Linked DNA regions of Mus musculus: all the other regions are linked to region 2. The links are chromatin contacts, found by POLR2A ChIA-PET in ENCODE. All regions are on one chromosome and are shown on one strand. Each heading gives the region's core, a stretch centred on a gene start or an enhancer-like site at or near the end of the contact. The rest is flanking DNA. Distances are from core to core; before and after follow the strand shown.

What was found. ChIA-PET counts read pairs that join two places held with the same protein, here RNA polymerase II (POLR2A).
Region 1: POLR2A ChIA-PET joins it to region 2 with 10 read pairs in Patski. The contact joins the promoter of Dcakd here to the promoter of Kif18b in region 2. POLR2A ChIA-PET finds 5 or more read pairs at or near these places in 4 of 5 experiments (Patski and embryonic stem cell).
Region 3: POLR2A ChIA-PET joins it to region 2 with 24 read pairs in Patski. The contact joins the enhancer-like site here to the promoter of Kif18b in region 2. POLR2A ChIA-PET finds 5 or more read pairs at or near these places in 2 of 5 experiments (Patski and embryonic stem cell).

Annotation. Positions count from the first base shown.
Region 1 is chr11:103,015,156-103,018,810 of GRCm38, forward strand. It overlaps Dcakd (dephospho-CoA kinase domain containing), which reads right to left and starts at 1,992. Exons shown (of 5, transcript NM_026551.3): 1 at 1,895-1,992.
Region 2 is chr11:102,923,649-102,926,978 of GRCm38, forward strand. Kif18b (kinesin family member 18B) reads right to left here and starts at 1,476. Exons shown (of 16, transcript NM_197959.2): 1 at 1,335-1,476.
Region 3 is chr11:103,050,088-103,053,476 of GRCm38, forward strand. It overlaps Nmt1 (N-myristoyltransferase 1), which reads left to right. Exons shown (of 12, transcript NM_008707.4): 4 at 2,119-2,237. Among named protein-coding and RNA genes, the nearest start is that of Gm42090, 4.1 kb to the left of the region's middle. Within about 2 kb of position 1,439, at least 2 of the 3 ENCODE cell types and tissues checked have a DNase peak (open chromatin) inside an H3K27ac peak, as active enhancers do.

The DNA.
Region 1 (3,655 bases), core at 742-3,241, 92 kb after region 2:
CCAAGGGTACCAAGCACACTTTATAGTGCACAACAAGAAAAAACATTAAGAGAGAGAGAGAGAGAGAGACAGACAGACAGACATTCTTGGACTGGGAATGTAGCTCATTGACAGAGTATACTTATACTTGGTCAGCAAGCGTTAGTCCTGGATTCAATCCCTAGTACTGCAAAAACAAAGCAAATTTCTTGTTATTGGGGTTTGTTTTTTTTTTGGTAGGCTCTCATGTAGCCAAGTTGACCGCCAACTGACTACATATCCCAGAATCATCTCGAACTGTTCCTCTGACCTCTCCCTCCCAAGTGCTGGGACTACAGGATTGGACCACGACCCTTGGCTTCATTTAGGAAGCGGATATTCACACGTACATACAGATATAGAGGTAATGGTTGAGACGACTATGTCAAAGGGCTTTCCTCTGGGCTCGCACTGACACGGTATGTGTCTGTACTCATCGGTGCTCTAGAGACCAGGAACTCAAGGCTATCCTCAGCTGCGACACTGCTGGTTGCTGGAAGCCAGCATGACCATGAGACCCTCAACTCTAAATAAATAAATAGGATCGGGAGGTGGAAGCTGAAGGCTCAGGCTAGCCTTTCTCTCTCCCTTCATCTCCTGGCTGGTCTGTAAGAAAGCCGCCTGCCTCTGCCTCTGCCTCCCAAGTGCTGGGCTGAAAGGCGTGCGCCACCACTGCCCGGCAAAATAAAATATTCTAAACCAATACTGTCCAAAGATGTGCTTTTTTAACAGATGCTGAGGAACGGTGCAACATCAAGAGCCTCTGTTTTCTGTAAGGAAATCACCGTTTCTGGAGACACAGCACTTGCGCATTCGGTGCAGGGAACCGAGGCCGTGGCTAGGTCAAGGATGGAATTCTAACAAACTCGGCCGGAAAGCTTTGGAGTTACTCGGTGTTGGGTTCTGAATTCATTTTTGGTTGTTGCGCCATCATAAACGTTTCACTGTTGCCGCATCTTTAGCAGCTCAGTTAGCCCAGAGTCCATATGGGGTCAGCTCCCAGTTTACCAAGCTGTGGGTTAAAACATACACAACCCCACGCAAAACTCAAAATGTAAAACATCCAAATGCGCCATCTTTAAAATTGAAACACAATGGCTTGTAATTCACGGTGATGATAATAGTGGTGAAAACTATGAAGTTAACACCAGAGATGCTATCTATGTTTGCTTCCTCTGGGGCCAAAGGTCTTGCATTACGTAGCCAGGCTGGCCTGGATCCTTCGTTGAGAGCCTTTACTAGTTGATGAGTGGGAGACTCATGCCATCCACGGACCTAAATTAAACTAAAAGACTTCAGACGATCAACTAGTCTAGCTTCCCTGGGGAAGGAAGCCATGGGGGGGGGGGGGGGGGAAGGAAGGTCTGAATATCAGATGGTAGATACAAAACAGCATCTATAGGTTGCATCCCCACTTTTCAGATGGGCAAACTAAAGGTGGCAGAAGGTCACACGATTGCAAAAGGCAGAGGTTGGATTTAAAAATCGAAACTGAGTCCGACCACAGTGCTCTAAAGCGCAGAGACTTTGGCCGTAAACTCAGATTTTCCATCCTTTTCCAAGGCTATATCGAGGGAAATAACACTTGATTTCCCAGGTTTGTTATCAGGATGATGATTAAACGCGCTTGTTAGCCCCAGGTGAGCTACAAATATGTGCTTTAAAGAGAAGGGGGAAAAAAAAAAAGGCGCGCACAATGCGCCAACTCGGCCGCAGCATCCCGCGCTCCGGCGGGGGTCTCGCGCGCAGACCCCGGCCCGGCGGAGCGCCACCCGAGGAAACAAAGCGGCTGCTCGCCGCTGCCACCCGACCCGGTCCGCCCCTCCCCTCCCCCTCCCGGGGTTGGCGGCTTCCTTTCACCCGCGCCGCTACCTACCGGGTCTCCGACTCGGCCTCAGCCTCCGTCGCTAGCCCAATCTCCGCTGCGCTTACTGGCTGGCTCGCTGCACACAGGCGGGACTCGGGAGCGTGCACGCCGACCGGGCGTCCAGCCAGCGGAAGGGGCGGGACCGGAAGGCGGGGCAGAGTGCCGGCCGCGTGCAGGAGATGAGGTGGGCGTGGCCGGGCCGAGGTTTGGAGAGCTAGAGGTGGTCCAAGCTGAGTTTTTCTCTGTCTCTCTCTCTTTTTTTTTTTTTTTTTTTTTTTGATTTTTCGAGACAGGGTTTCTCTGTATAGCCCTGGCTGTCCTGGAACTCACTCTGTAGACCAGGCTCAGAAATCCGCCTGCCTCTGCCTCCCAAGTGTTCGGATTAAAGGCGTGCGCCACCACCGCTCACAGGCTGTCTTAAAACGTTTTTTTTTTTTTCTTTCCATTTTTTATTAGGTATTTAGCTCATTTACATTTCCAATGCTATACCAAAAGTCCCCCATACCCACCCACCCCTGTCTTAAAACTTTTAAGGGTTTATCAAAACTACCAGTCATCATGATCTGGACCTGACCTTTTCTTCTTTTTGAACTCTCTGTGAAATATTTTTACATGTGATGTTTTAATAATAGGACTACACTACCTAAAGTTACAGTAATTAGGAATACAGGCTGGCTTCGGAGGGGCAGATCAAGGAGGAAGGCTTCCCAACCCAGCGAGTTCCTCCAACTGTGTCAATACACTCCTTAAGTGTTTACTGTCGCTTGACCTTCATAGAACACTTTCTCTGTAGTCGGCTGCATCTCAGACAGTTGGCTACTCTTTAACTCGAGCCTTTCATCTGGCTGGCGTGCGTTCACCGCAGTCACCTCCTGTGGGGGTGAAAGCTCCAATTCGGGAGACTGCTCTTCAATATCTGAATTACTGGAACTCTTAGTTTTTGGATAATGGCTCCATCTGGTCTATTACCTGGTGTTATACCAGGCTCAGCCTTGAGGAGATAGACAGTCATATTACAATGAAAGAAATTAGGTATCCTGAATTCCTCCCAGCACAATTGGCCTTTTCCCATGTACCAAATAGTATTTATGACAGGGACAGAAATAAGAGGCCAGACCTGTCTTAAGTTATAAACCCTACTGCTTCCCATAGTTGAGGTTTTCCATACGATCTCCAGATGTCAGCCCCGGCTCCGATGCCCAGGAGCACTGGCCATGGGCACACAGCTACTTCAGATTCCATTTGCAGTAACGCAGTCTACTAATCCTGTTGAGTTCCAGTACAGGCTCTTCCCACCTCTGAGTTTGGAAATCGTCCTGTAATGTTTCTGCTCGTGGTTTTAACCCTTTCCTGCAATACATGGTTTTTCTTTACGAGAGTTTCCCACCCATTCCCTCTGTATGTCCTGTTTTGAAAGTGAACCCTCTTCCAAGGTGTTCTGGCTAGTTTTATGCAAACTTGTCAAAAGCTAGAATCATCTGAGAGGAGAGGTTTTTTTTTTTTTTTTTTTTTTTTCAATTGAAAAAAAAAATGTGCCTCAGCAGGCAGTGGTAACACACATCTTTTATCTTAGCACTCAGGAGGCACAGACAGGTAGGTCTCTGTGAACTGTAGGCCAGCCTGTCTACAGGGTGAGTTATAGAACAGCCAAGGCTACACAGAAACACTCTGTCTCAAAAAAAAAAAAAAAAAAAAAAAGAAAGAAAGAAAGAAAAAGAAAAAAAAAGAAGAAAAGAAAAAGAAAAATGTATGCCTCTATAAGATCAGGCT
Region 2 (3,330 bases), core at 226-2,725:
ATCTATTTAACTGACTTCAGTGTATTTTTGTTTTAAATTCCCAAGTGTGAATTCAATTTTTCATTTGTATTTGTGTGTGTGTGTGTGTGTGTGTGTGTGTGTGTGTGGTGTTTTGAAAGAGTCTCAATACAACTGGCCTTAAACTCAGAGACTCTTCTCCTCTGCCTCTCTCTCAGGGGCTGGGATTATTTTACTATGCCTAGTTTGTATTTATAACTTAACTGTTTGTGGAGAGAGAATATAGTTTATACAATATTATGATAATTTCAGTTGCTGTGTCACTAGATAAGAGAAAAGCTTTGCAAATGTCTCTAATAATATGATGCTTCTATACTTTTTTTTAAAAAAAAGGTATTAGGGCTAGGTTTGATCTCTAGACCATGAGAGAAAAAAAGGTACAAATGGAGCGAAATTAGATAAAAACAAAGTAATGGAGAATGAGATGCCTTAAAATCCTGACTGGCAGAGGGCATGGTTCCATAATGAAATAGGCATGGAAGAAATAGGATAGGGACATTGAAGGAAGCGCTGTTAACAACAAAAAGCTCATCCACAAAAGTAAAATTATATATGTCCTCCCAAGTCAAGCTTAACTACACTCTGTGCCTCCGTTTCTCAACATGCAAATTGTAATATTTTTTAATTATCTGTCTCACCAGGTTTGTGTTAAGCTTGAATGGCATTCGGTTTTTAAGTGCCCAACAAATATTAGACACCGCTGGTAAAGTTATATGATACATCATTTCCCTATGATGCACTGAACCACCAAAACCAACACAAACCAGTATTTTAAGTTCTTTGGCACAAAACAGGCTCTACCTTGTACTTGTCACAGTAGCTCAAATGTCCAAGGCTAAAAGACTCGATCATCCTGGTACTAATAGAGGCCTGGTTTTCTTTCATGCTCGCCAGTGTTTAGGAGTGTCCCAGTAACCAAGCTGCCTCCCTCGGTACACACACAGCCGCGTAATCAGCTCTGACAAGAGGAGCGGAGTGGTTCTCCCATTCTCTCCTGCCGGGCGTCCCAGATCTCCAATTCTGACCTGTAGAAAGACCCAATTCCACCTCCCACACGAGGAGGGGTAGCTGCTACGGAGCCGGGTGCACCTTTCAAAGGACCGGGTATACATGAGAGGACTTAATATGGGCCCCGGACCGTGGGACGCAGAGATCACGATCGGCTGCATTCTCGGTGTAAAGGAAGTGCCCTCCTACTCGTCCCTGACCTGCCCAAACAAGTGCTGATTCGGGTTCCAGACAACTGCAGCGAGCCCGCGCAAACGACAGCTCTGCACCGAGCCCGCGGGGCCGCCCCACCGTCGACCAAAGCCTACCTCTCGTCGGTTCCCGGTGCTGGTGTCGGGGGTCGCTTACGCGTCCCTCCGCCTCGGACAGGAGCCCTCGGATTCAGGAGAGAGCTCCCCCACACCCGATTCCACCGAACCAACCTTCTTCCGGCGCGGCGCGTTCAAACTAGCCGGTCCGCTCATCCGCGCTTCTCATTGGTCACCGCCCGGCTCGCTGATTGGCTGTTTCCTAAGTAACAAAGACAGCCGGGGGTGCGCTTGCGCACTAGTTCTCTTGCGCGCCTTGGGTTTCTTTGGCCAAATCAAACCGGACGGAGCGGAATTGCCACCAGAATCGAGTCTCTAGCAGTGTAACCAGGGGGCCTGCCCCGTCTCTGTGGTCTGTGGGCTGAGTTCAGCAGCGGTTACAGCGACCACACATTCGACAGAATTTAAAACCTGCTTTTGTGGCTTAAATAGGCACCCTCCAATTCAGAGTGGCTCGTGCCTTTAATCCCATCACGCAGAAGGCAAAGGCTGGCGGATCTATTTGAGTTCGAAACCAGCCACCCTCCAGGTAGAGCGTTCCAGGCCAGCCTGAGCTACATGAGAACTTTACTCGATCTCTCTCTCAAGTAAACTGTCCTCATGGTGGCGTTGTGAGCAAGTCTGGGGCATGTAAAGGTTACTGTAGGGTTTCTTTCACCACAACTGTGAACAAGCTAGTAGAGTCATTTAATACTGGATAACTTGACTCAAATTATTTATTCACCACACTTAGTTTAGTGAGGACAAAAACAACAAAATTACATGAAGTTAGGGTTAGTACAAAGATACAAGAACACTGAATACTCTTGCCTTCTCCGTCTCCAAAAGGAACAGTTGTTTAATGATAGCTTCCTGGTAAAGAAGTTCCCTCCTCGCTTACTGTAAATCTGGTTTTTTTGTTTTTGTTTTTGTTTTGTTTTGTTTTTTTGCGCCCTAAACGTCCCCACACACACACACACCCCAAGCTGAGAACCAAACCCAAGGCCTTTTCTTTTGAGTGAGTGAAGTTTGCTTGGTCTTTCATTTTATTTATTTATTTTTTAATGTATATGAGTACACTGTTGCTCTCTTCAGACACACCATAAGAGAGCATTACAGATGGTCGTGAGCTACTATGTGGTTGCTGGGAATTGAACTCAGGACCTCTGGAAGAGCAGTCAGTGCTCTTAACCGCTGAGCCATCTCTCTAGCCCCCAAGGCCTTTTCTTTACCACTGAGCTAAATCCCCATAAGTAAAAATTAAAAAAAAAAAAAAAAACGTAATGTGAATAACGCACCTTGTAGATGTTCAATAAAATGGCACTAGGTGTTCTCAGATTCATTCAACGATTGTTATGACAGGTTCAGAGGTTACAGTGATATGTGATATACAGAGCTCCCAGTCTATAGGAAAAACTTAGATATTTATCACAGGTGGGGATTGTGATACATGCCAAGGCAGGAGAGGGAAAATGTTACAAGTTCAAAGCCAGCTTCATGTACATGGTAAATACTAGATCAGCCTGAACTATAGGGAGTTCCTGAAAAGGGACAGAGGTGGGGGAGAAGAGAATTAATAACTAATAATAACATAAGATGATACAGGGTATAGTTAAAACATGCTGGGTATAGTGAGTTGAATATATTTGGTCCAGGGAGTGGCACTATTTGAAGGTGTGGCCTTGGAGTAAATGTGTCACTGTGGGCCTGGGTTTAAGACCCATGTCCTAGCTTCCTGGAAGTCAGTATTCTCCTAGCCACCTTCAGATGAAAAGGTAGAACTCTCAGCTCCTCCTGAGGCGTGCCTGCCTAGATGCTGTCATGCTCCCACCTTGAGGATAATGGACTGAACCTCTGAACCTGTAAGCCAGCCCCAAGTAAATATTGTCCTTATAAGAGTTGCCTTGGAGCCGGGCGTGGCGGCACATGCCTTTAATCCCAGCACTTGGGAGGCAGAGGCGGATTCCTGAGTTCGAGGCCAGCCTGGTCTACAGAGTGAGTTCCAGGACAGCCAGAG
Region 3 (3,389 bases), core at 189-2,688, 130 kb after region 2:
ATATGCCTTTGTTAAACAAAATTTGTTGGGTGATCATGTGAGGCCAAGAGAAAAGACTCAGTGGTTAAGAACACTTGTTCTGGTGGAAGGACCGGGCGCAGTTCCCAGCACTAGGTGGTGGCTGGCAACCATCCATCCATAACTCCGGTCCCAGGGCTCTGACCCCTGCAGCTGACCTCCATGGGCACCAGACATGGGGCATATGCAGGCAAACACGTTTCTGTGACTGTGCCTGCTTGTGTTAGGTGTGTGTTTTCCCTCAGAGGCTAGCAGAGGGCACCGCACCGTGCACCACATCCCCTGGAGCCGGCCTTGCAGGTCAGTTATGAGCCAGCTGGCATGGGTGCTGGCAACTGAAGGGAACTGAAGAACAGCCCTGCTCTTAGCCACCGAGCTGTCTTCCAGTCACCATCCAAGTAGGGATCTAAGGCAGGTTCCTTGATGTTTCATCGCATGTTGGCACTCACAGTGAGTACAGCGTGCCCGTGTGAGGTCACGTGACACTGCCTGAACTACCTCAGATTCCGTACATATTTAATTTTCAGTTTGTGTTTGGTTTTACTATTGCTGAATTTTCCTGACACCCCCACACTTTGACTTACATACCCGAGGTTACAATTCAGTGTCAGAAGCTTCGGTCTGTGTGACTGTTATGTGACCTGAGCAAACCTTCAGCCTCTCTTCAGATCTATTCTGTCTAGCTGCCCTCTTTCCTTATCCTGTTGTGGAGAGGCTCTCTCTCCCCTCAGTCCCGTCCCACTAAGGCTCAGAACCTGCCTTCCACCTCACGAGTGCGAGGCTGTTCTACTGAGTGTGCCCCCTCCAACACAGAAGTTAAATGTCTGAGGACAATTGGAAGTTGCTTAAAAGTACTTGGAGGGCTACATACCTGTAATGCAGCATTGGGAAGCTGAGACAGGAGGAGTGCCATGAGCACAAGGCCAGCCTTAGCTACTTAGTATTCTCCTGTTTTTAAAAAAAAAAAAAAGATGGGCAGGGCTGGTGAGATGGCTCAGTGGGTAAAAGCACCGAATGCTCTTCCGAAGGTCCAGAGTTCAAATCCCAGCAACTACATGGTGGCTCACAACCATCCGTAACAAGATCTGACTCCCTCTTCTGGTGTGTCTGAAGACAGCTACAGTGTACTTACATATAATAATAAATAAATCTTTAAAAAAAAAAAAGATGGGCAAACCAAAATAAACAAAACCTATTAAGAGGGAGAGCTTGCGTGTCTGGCTTTCCTCTCCAGCCCCGTCTGGTTTCAGTTCCTGCCTTCATCTCGGCTTCCGAGCTCCCCACAGAGGAGGGTTGGGTGAGAGGGAGACTTCCCGGCTGCATCATGCAGGAGGGTGAGTCAACCCAAAGGCATCTGGAGGGCTCAGAGCTCTGATGCCCCGACCTGGCAGTTAGCTGGCCCACAGGCCTAGAGGCTGACGCTGGAAGGCTGAGAGACCCTGGCTGCTAGAGCAATCATCTGACTGAGGAGTGAGGCCAGTGCACTGTTGTTGGTCTTGACACAGAGGCAGGCTTATGCAACCTTACAGATCTCTAGTCAGGGAAGAGTGTCTGGGCTGGAACATGACGACACCCTACACCAACCAGGAGACCGGAAGCTAAATTAGCTGTGATGGGTGTTTGTCATTCAGGAGCCTGCCCGAGAGTTAAAGGATTTCCAAAGATGAGGCACCTTGGATCCTAGAGATTACTCTGAGGTTTTGCTGTGCGCTCGCCCTTACTAGGGACCAAAGACTGGAGAGAGATTGCAGTTACAGAGCGTAGAGTGTTCGTCAGCTGCAGGGCTCCTAGGGACCGGAGGAATTTACTCTGATATAATTGTTTCTTTCTGGGACAGGATCTGTGTTGCCCAGACTGGCCTTACACTCACTGTGCAGTGGAAGGTAACTTTGAAAGCTCTGGTCCCTCTGCCTCTCCTGAGTGTTGGAGTTAGAGGCTTGTACCACTCTGCTGGGTTATGTAGTACTAGGTATGACACACACAGGCAAAGCAGCCACTCTACCACCTGAACCTCCTCGATAGCCTTCCAGTGAGTGTGTTCAGTGAGCCCCTTCACGCACGCTGTGGGCAGACAATAGACTTGCTGTGCTCTTCTTCTAGGTGAAGTGGTAAACACCCATGGTCCAGTCGAACCTGACAAAGACAACATTCGCCAGGAGCCCTACACCCTGCCCCAGGGCTTCACCTGGGATGCCTTGGATCTGGGAGACCGTGGTGTGGTGAGTAGGCCTGGCTTGTGGGTGGGACAGGACTCTTAGGAGATGAGCCTCAGAGAGCTGAACAAACCCCATCCAGTACTTCCTGGGCATGCCCAGACTCTACAGTAAGAGCATGTCATAGGTGTAAGGGTGAAAGTTGACTTCTGAAGTTCCTATTGTGGAACCTTATTTTTTTTTCTTATTTTGTTTATTTATTTTGCTTGTCATTGGTTTTCTTTTATTTTGTTTTGTATTGGGGGCAAGTTGTCTCTCTCTTACGTAACTGGCTATCCTGGAACTCACTATGTAGACTAGGCTGGCCTCGAACACAGAGACCACCTGCCTCTCCCTCCTAAATGCTGGATTAGAGGCATTTGACACACTGCCTGGCTTCTTGTCCGTACCTTGCTTGACTTGTGACCTGGGCTGCTGAGGGTCCTGCCCTCCACGCCTTTCCTCAGTGGCGACCCAGCACCTTGTGCATTTTTAATAATGGTTCATGTCTTGAGAAAGCACTCTAAACAGTGAGCTTCAACCCCAGTAGCTGCCTCTTTATTGTTGTTATATTTACTAGTGATTTAAGGTGAGCTTGCATGTGGGTATGTGACTGTCCTATTCAGGACTTTTGTTACTGTAATAAAACACCGTGAACAAAAGCAACCTGGGGAGGAAAGGGTTTATTTCAGCTTACACGCCATGAGTAACAGGAAGTCAAGACAGAAACAGTCTACTCTTTTTTATTTATTTATCTTTATATATAATCTGTAAGTACACTGTAGCTGTCTTCAGACACCCCAGAAGAGGGCATCAGATCTCATTATGGATGGTTGTGAGCCATCATGTGGTTGCTGGGATTTGAACTCAGGACCTTCAGAAGAGTAGTCAGTGCTCTTAACCTCTGAGCCATCTCTCCAGCCCCTGAAACAGTCTACTCTTACGGAGGCATTTTCCCAAATAATATTTCCTCTCCCTAGATATGCTTGGTTGTGTTAATTTGGCAAGACTAACCAGCACAGGACATGTGGGGCCCAACGCTACATTTGGAGCTAATTATAGATGGTTGTGAACATGTGATCTGGGTGTCGGGAAGTGACCGGGGTCCTCTGGAAGTGCAGCAGATGTCTTAACCACAGAGCCGTCTCCCCAGTGTCTAATTCACATTCTTCATGTGTG